Regions from separate parts of the Homo sapiens genome. Here region 2 is linked to region 1. Evidence: chromatin loops called from intact Hi-C (ENCODE). Cell type or tissue: PC-3. All regions are shown on one strand. Links, peaks and the distances in the headings refer to the core of each region. The heading gives the core; the rest is flanking DNA.

What was found. Hi-C counts contacts between places; a loop is a spot of excess contacts. Peaks named below come from ENCODE experiments on the same cell type or tissue, not always from the same donor. Only the 100,000 strongest peaks of a DNase experiment are listed, where the experiment ranks them.
Region 2: a loop joins it to region 1, with 14 times the contacts of the local background. A loop is called at or near these places in 5 of 110 quality-filtered maps.

Annotation. Positions count from the first base shown.
Region 1 is chr10:5,872,125-5,874,930 of GRCh38, reverse strand. The region is part of intron 7 of ANKRD16 (ankyrin repeat domain 16); the gene reads left to right. Among named protein-coding and RNA genes, the nearest start is that of ANKRD16, 16 kb to the left of the region's middle. In PC-3, for the core only: a CTCF peak has its summit at 1,295 (motif pointing right); no DNase peak of the experiment used is centred there.
Region 2 is chr10:5,785,842-5,788,647 of GRCh38, reverse strand. It overlaps GDI2 (GDP dissociation inhibitor 2), which reads left to right. Exons shown (of 11, transcript NM_001494.4): 5 at 2,598-2,796. Among named protein-coding and RNA genes, the nearest start is that of GDI2, 26 kb to the left of the region's middle. In PC-3, for the core only: no CTCF peak of the experiment used is centred there; no DNase peak of the experiment used is centred there; H3K27ac peaks cover 832 bases.

The sequences.
Region 1 (2,806 bases), core at 89-2,588:
TCTTTCTGCCTTTTCCTTCTCTGCCTCTGCACTCCTCTGTCAGGCTGGCCCTCCGTGCTCATGCGTACCAGCTTCTGTCTCCAGCATCTCCGTCATTCTGGATTTTCTCCTGAAGCGTTGTCGTCCATGCCTCGGGTTTCAGCTACACCCTAATGTCAGTAACACTCAGATCTCTCTCTAGCCCTTACTTTCCACTGCCTGCTTACGTTTCTGCATGGATGTTCTGAGGCCATCTCACATTCAGTTTATTCAAAACCCAGCCTTCCCCACAACCCACTGACATACAGGCCTGCATTCCTGCCTTGGTTGGTGGCATCACAGCTCACCCAACCTGTGTTGGAAAGCTGGGGGTCAGTCATGACTCCTCCCTCTTAAGGAGTCCCTGCAGAGGACAGCTGCTGGGCGGCTCTCTAATCTGCCTGTTCCACACCATCCCTACTGCGACTCCTGCCCAAGCTCTCTCACTCTCCTCCTAGAGAGTGGCAGCCATGTCTTAAATACACCTCTCCAAGTCCTCAAATCCACCCTCCACATGGCTGCCAGGGCGTTCTCACTAATGTGACCAAGGGCATTGATTGCCAATTGTGGCTTAACCTGCCTCCCAGAGCACGTACTACACTTGCCAGGATTTCTGATTGCCTTAACTAACACCCACTTCCACCAGGGCTGTCAGCTTGTCCTAAAAGCACACCCGCTCCCATGGTGAGTGTGTGTTACTAAGCTCAATCAAAGCAGAAGTCTCGCCCAGGCACGATGGCTTACACCTGTAGTCCCAGTATTATGGGAGGCTGAGGCAGGCAGATCACAAGGTCAGGAGATCGAGACCATCCTGGCCAACATGGTGAAATCCCGTCTTTACTAAAAATACAAAAATTAGCCAGGCGTGGTGGCACCCGCCTGTAATCCCAGCTACTTGGGAGGCTGAGGCAGGAGAATCACTGGAACCCGGGAGTTGGAGGTTGCAGTGAACCAAGATCACCACTGCACTCCAGCCTGGCAACAGAGCGAGACGCCGTCTCAAAAAAAAAAAGCAGAAGTCGCTGAAAAGAGATGCAAAGAGGTAAAAATTGTAATGACCTGAAAATAGCGAGGACCTAACATATATTACCAAAAAAACTTACACGAGAAAATACACAAGACAAGAGGGAAAGGATCACAAAATGGAAACGAGATGGCAAAAGTCAGGCTAAAGAAGCTGGAGGGAACTATAGGGAGGGTGCTCAGACAGTGAGAAGAGGGAGGAGCAAGCACTGAATTTAATTTAACCCAGGACGTTGCTAGAATCCACCAGCAGGTGGCAGACCAGAAAAATGTCCCTTTTAATCTCCCAGACTTTTGTTTGTAAGGCCTATTGTAAAATACAGAAGATAGTAAAGGAGAAAACAAAAATAATCTATAGTTCCACCACCCAGATGGAACCACTCTTATTTTCCCTTAGTCTTTAAAAATGCATATAGGGCTGAGCACGGTGGCCCCTACCTATAATCCCAGCACTTTGGGAGGCCGAGGCGGGCAGATCACTTGAGGTCAGGAGTTCAAGACTAGCCTGGCTAATATGGTGAAACCCCATCTCTGCTAAACATACAAAAATTGTCCAGGCGTGCTGGGGACGGTGGCTCATGCCTGTTATCCCAGCACTTTGGGAGGCCGAGGCGGGCGGATCATGATGTCTGGAGATCGAGACCATCCTGGCTAACACAGTGAAACCCTGTCTGTACTAAAAATACAAAAAAGTTAGCTGGGCATGGTGGCATGCGACTGTAGTTCCAGCTGCTTGGGAGGCTGAGGCAGGAGAATTGCTTAAACCCGGGAGGCGGAGGTTGCAGTGAGCTGAGATCATGTCACTGCACTCCAGCCTGGGCGACAGAGCAAGACTCTGTCTCAGAAAAAAAAAAAAAAAAAGATTAGCCAGGTGTGGTGGGGCACACCTGTAGTCCCAGCTGCTTGGAAGGCTGAGGCATAGAATCGCTTGAACCCAGGAGGCAGAGGCTGCAGTGAGCCGAGATCACACCACTGCACTCCAGCCTGGGTGACAGAGTGAGACTCCCTCTCAAGAAATAAAAAATAAAATGCAGGGCCGGGCGCGGTGGCTCACGCCTGTAATGCCAGCACTTTGGGAGGCCAAGGGGGGCAGATCACGAGGTCAGGAAATTAAGACCATCTTGGCTAACACGGTGAAATCCCGTCTCTACTAAAAATACAAAAAATTAGCCGGGTGTGGTGGCGGGCGCCTGTAGTCCTAGCTACTCGAGAGGCTGAGGCAGGAGTATGGCGTGAATCCAGGAGGTGGAGCTTGCAGTGAGCTGAGATCGCGCCACTGCACTCCAGCCTGGGCAACAGAGTGAGATTCCATCTCAAAAAAAATACCTACATAAAAAATAAATAAAATGCATACGGTTGAGCTGATGCTGCACGTGCAGTTTTTCCCTTAACTTTGTTTATTTATTTATTTTGGAGACAGTCTTGCTGTGTCACCCAGGCCGGGGTATAGTGGCGTAATCTCGGCTCACTGCAGCCTGCACCTCCTGGGTTCAAGCAATTCTCATACCTCAGCCTCCTGAGTAGCTGGGATTACAGGCGCCCTCCACCATGCCTGGCTAATTTTTGTATTTTTAGTAGAGACAGGGTTTCACCATGTTGGCCAGGCTGGTCTCAAACTCCTGACCTCGAGTGATGCGCCCGCCTCAGCCTCCCAAAGTGCTAGGTTTACAGGTGTGAGCCACCACACTTGGCCCTCTAACTTTATTTTACAAGCAAATCCTAATGCTCTTTAAAACTTTGTGAATGTCGTGTTTCATGGCCGTCT
Region 2 (2,806 bases), core at 36-2,535, 86 kb after region 1:
AACAGAAATTTGTTAACTTTCTTAAAACATGAGATTTTTTTTCACAATTTTTTTAAAGCTCATTAGCTATCGTTAGTGTATTTTATGTGTGGCCCAAGGCAATTCTTTTTCTTCCAACGTGGCCCAGGGAAGCCAAAAAATTGGACACCTCTGATCTACATAAAAAGTGGCAGTTCAGATGTGTTATTCAAGGGACAACTGTAAATACAGAAAGGCATATCCCATGGTGATCCATTGCTGTGGGGGAAAGAGGAAGGAGGGAGTGTGAGAAGGACGCTTTAAATAAAGTGATCTGGGAAGGCATCAGCATAGATAAATAGTAGTTGTAAAAAATTATCTACCTAGTAGGGACTAGGTGCAGTGGCTCACACCTGTGATTCCACACTTTAGGAGCCTGGGAGTTTGAGACCAGCCTGGGCAACATGGCGAGACCTTGTTTCTATGGAAAAAAAAAAAACACAGTAGGAAACACGTTATTGATTTGAACTTTTTCAATTAGGAGTTTTTCAGAATGAGCACTGGGTGTTTGAAGTATTTGTAATACAATTATATCTGGTTCTCATGCTGTTAACAGCTAGTCATTGAGATCACTATTTGGCGCCATGCATAGCAACATGGAATTAAGGGATGGAAAAACAGCCAGGACGTCTCTACTGTGCTGTGTAAAACAGGAGTGGCACTGATTTCTATCCCTCTCTGGGTAAGGATCAGGTAATGGAGGAAAATAAAGGAGAGGAAAGAGAAGGAAACATGATAGATTTTTATTTTGATTAAAACAAAAGTTGGTAACAGCAACTCAGGTTTCTATTAAATAAACAAAAGTTGGGAGATACTCCAAAATAACTGTTAGTAATAGCTTTAAGTTCTGACAGGCTGTGCCGACCGGAATATGATACCTAAGTTTTAAGTGCATTGAAATAGTGATTCATGTTTCCTTTTGCCTGTCTTATACCCAGCTCTTACAACTACACTTGTGTCTTAAGTATAGTGCTGATGTGGTAATAGGATATTTCTATTCAGCCTTATGCCTTTACTGTGTGTACATTCTGTCCATTTAAAAGGCTGAATTGTAAATCTTAATTTTAAAAAATTAAATGTAGTCAGTTGTCATTAATAGCCTCATGTTTCTTTTTTTTTTTTGAGACGGAGTCTCACTCTTGTTGCCCAGGCTGGAGTACAATGGTGCAATCTCGGCTCAGTGCAATCTCTGACTCCTGGGTTTATCAAGCGATTCTCCTGCTCCAGCCTTCCAAGTAGTTGGGATTACAGGCGTGCGCCACCACACCCAGCTAATTTTGTATTTTTAGTAGAGATGGGGTTTCACCATGTTGGTCAGGCTGGTCTTGAACTCCTGACCTCAAGCGATCCACCCTCCTCAGCCTTCCAAAGTGCTGGGATTATAGGCGTGAGCCACTACGACCTGACCAGCCTCATGGTTTTAATTTTCAGTTTTGTTGGCTGGAAAATGATCTTGGATGTAATATTAAATCTATCAAAACATTAAGCTGTCAATAGAAACATTTGAGAGTTTGTTTTTAAAACTGTAGTTGTATTTTAAAAATAGCTGTACAGCTTAGGAATGGGGGGAGAAGGGAGATAAAATCAGAAAATTTTCTTTTTTGTTGGCTATTTGTCTATCATCTATGATTAGTTGAAATACAGCCTAGTAATAAAAGCTGAGGATTTATAAAGTGGTAATTTGTAGCTTCTTCATCTGTTTTTTAGTGTAAAATGCAGCGAATTGGTTGCTTATGTAGGACTTCAGTAAAATAAGTGACTAGCAGCAGTAGCAGCAGCATCGAAATTTTATCGAGGTCAATTTGTTCTTGTTATCTTAAGCTGTTATCATTAAGTGCCCGGTTGTATCTTAGCATACAGAGGCGGAAAAGCAAGAGCATTCAGAATTTAGGCAATTGGCTGAGTGTAGATCAGAGTTGTCAAAGGGAGACTCTTCAGATGGGTGGCTTCATGGATACTTGTTCAGAGTCACATTTACCTTGTACCTAGTAAGAAACATAATTTGACATTTTTCATTCAGTTAAGTAGTAGTTTTAATTACTTGTAATTGTATGGTAGAATTGAAGACTTTATAAGTAACCTGTTATAATCGTGTCAGTTTAAGGTGTTGTGAAACTGGAAGCCATGCTGTCCAAACTCCCATATCTTAAATTGCATCCTGCATTTTAGGCGCGGTGGCTCATGCCTGTAATCTCAGCACTTTGGGAGGCCGTGGTGGGCGGATCACCTGAGGTCAGGAGTTTGAGACCAGCCTAACATGGTGAAACCTTGTTTCTACCAAAAGTACAAAAATTAGCTGGGCGTAATGGCGGTTGCCTATAATCCCAGCTACTCGGGAGGCTGAGACAGGAGAATCGCTTGAACACGGGAGGCAGAGGTTGCAGTGAGCTGAGATTGCGTCATTGCACTCCAGTCTAGGCGACAGAGCAAGACTCTGTCTCAAAAAAAAAAAAAAAAAAAAAAATTGCATCCTGCATTCCGCAGTTGATAACAAGGCATGTTTAAACTTTGCTCTCATACTTCGTTCTCCTCAATGTCTGATTGTGAGTGTGCTTTTTGAAAAATTCTTTTTTATTTAGGCCTAATGGGATTGTTTGAAAAACGTCGCTTCAGGAAATTCCTAGTGTATGTTGCCAACTTCGATGAAAAAGATCCAAGAACTTTTGAAGGCATTGATCCTAAGAAGACCACAATGCGAGATGTGTATAAGAAATTTGATTTGGGTCAAGACGTTATAGATTTTACTGGTCATGCTCTTGCACTTTACAGAACTGATGAGTAAGTATTT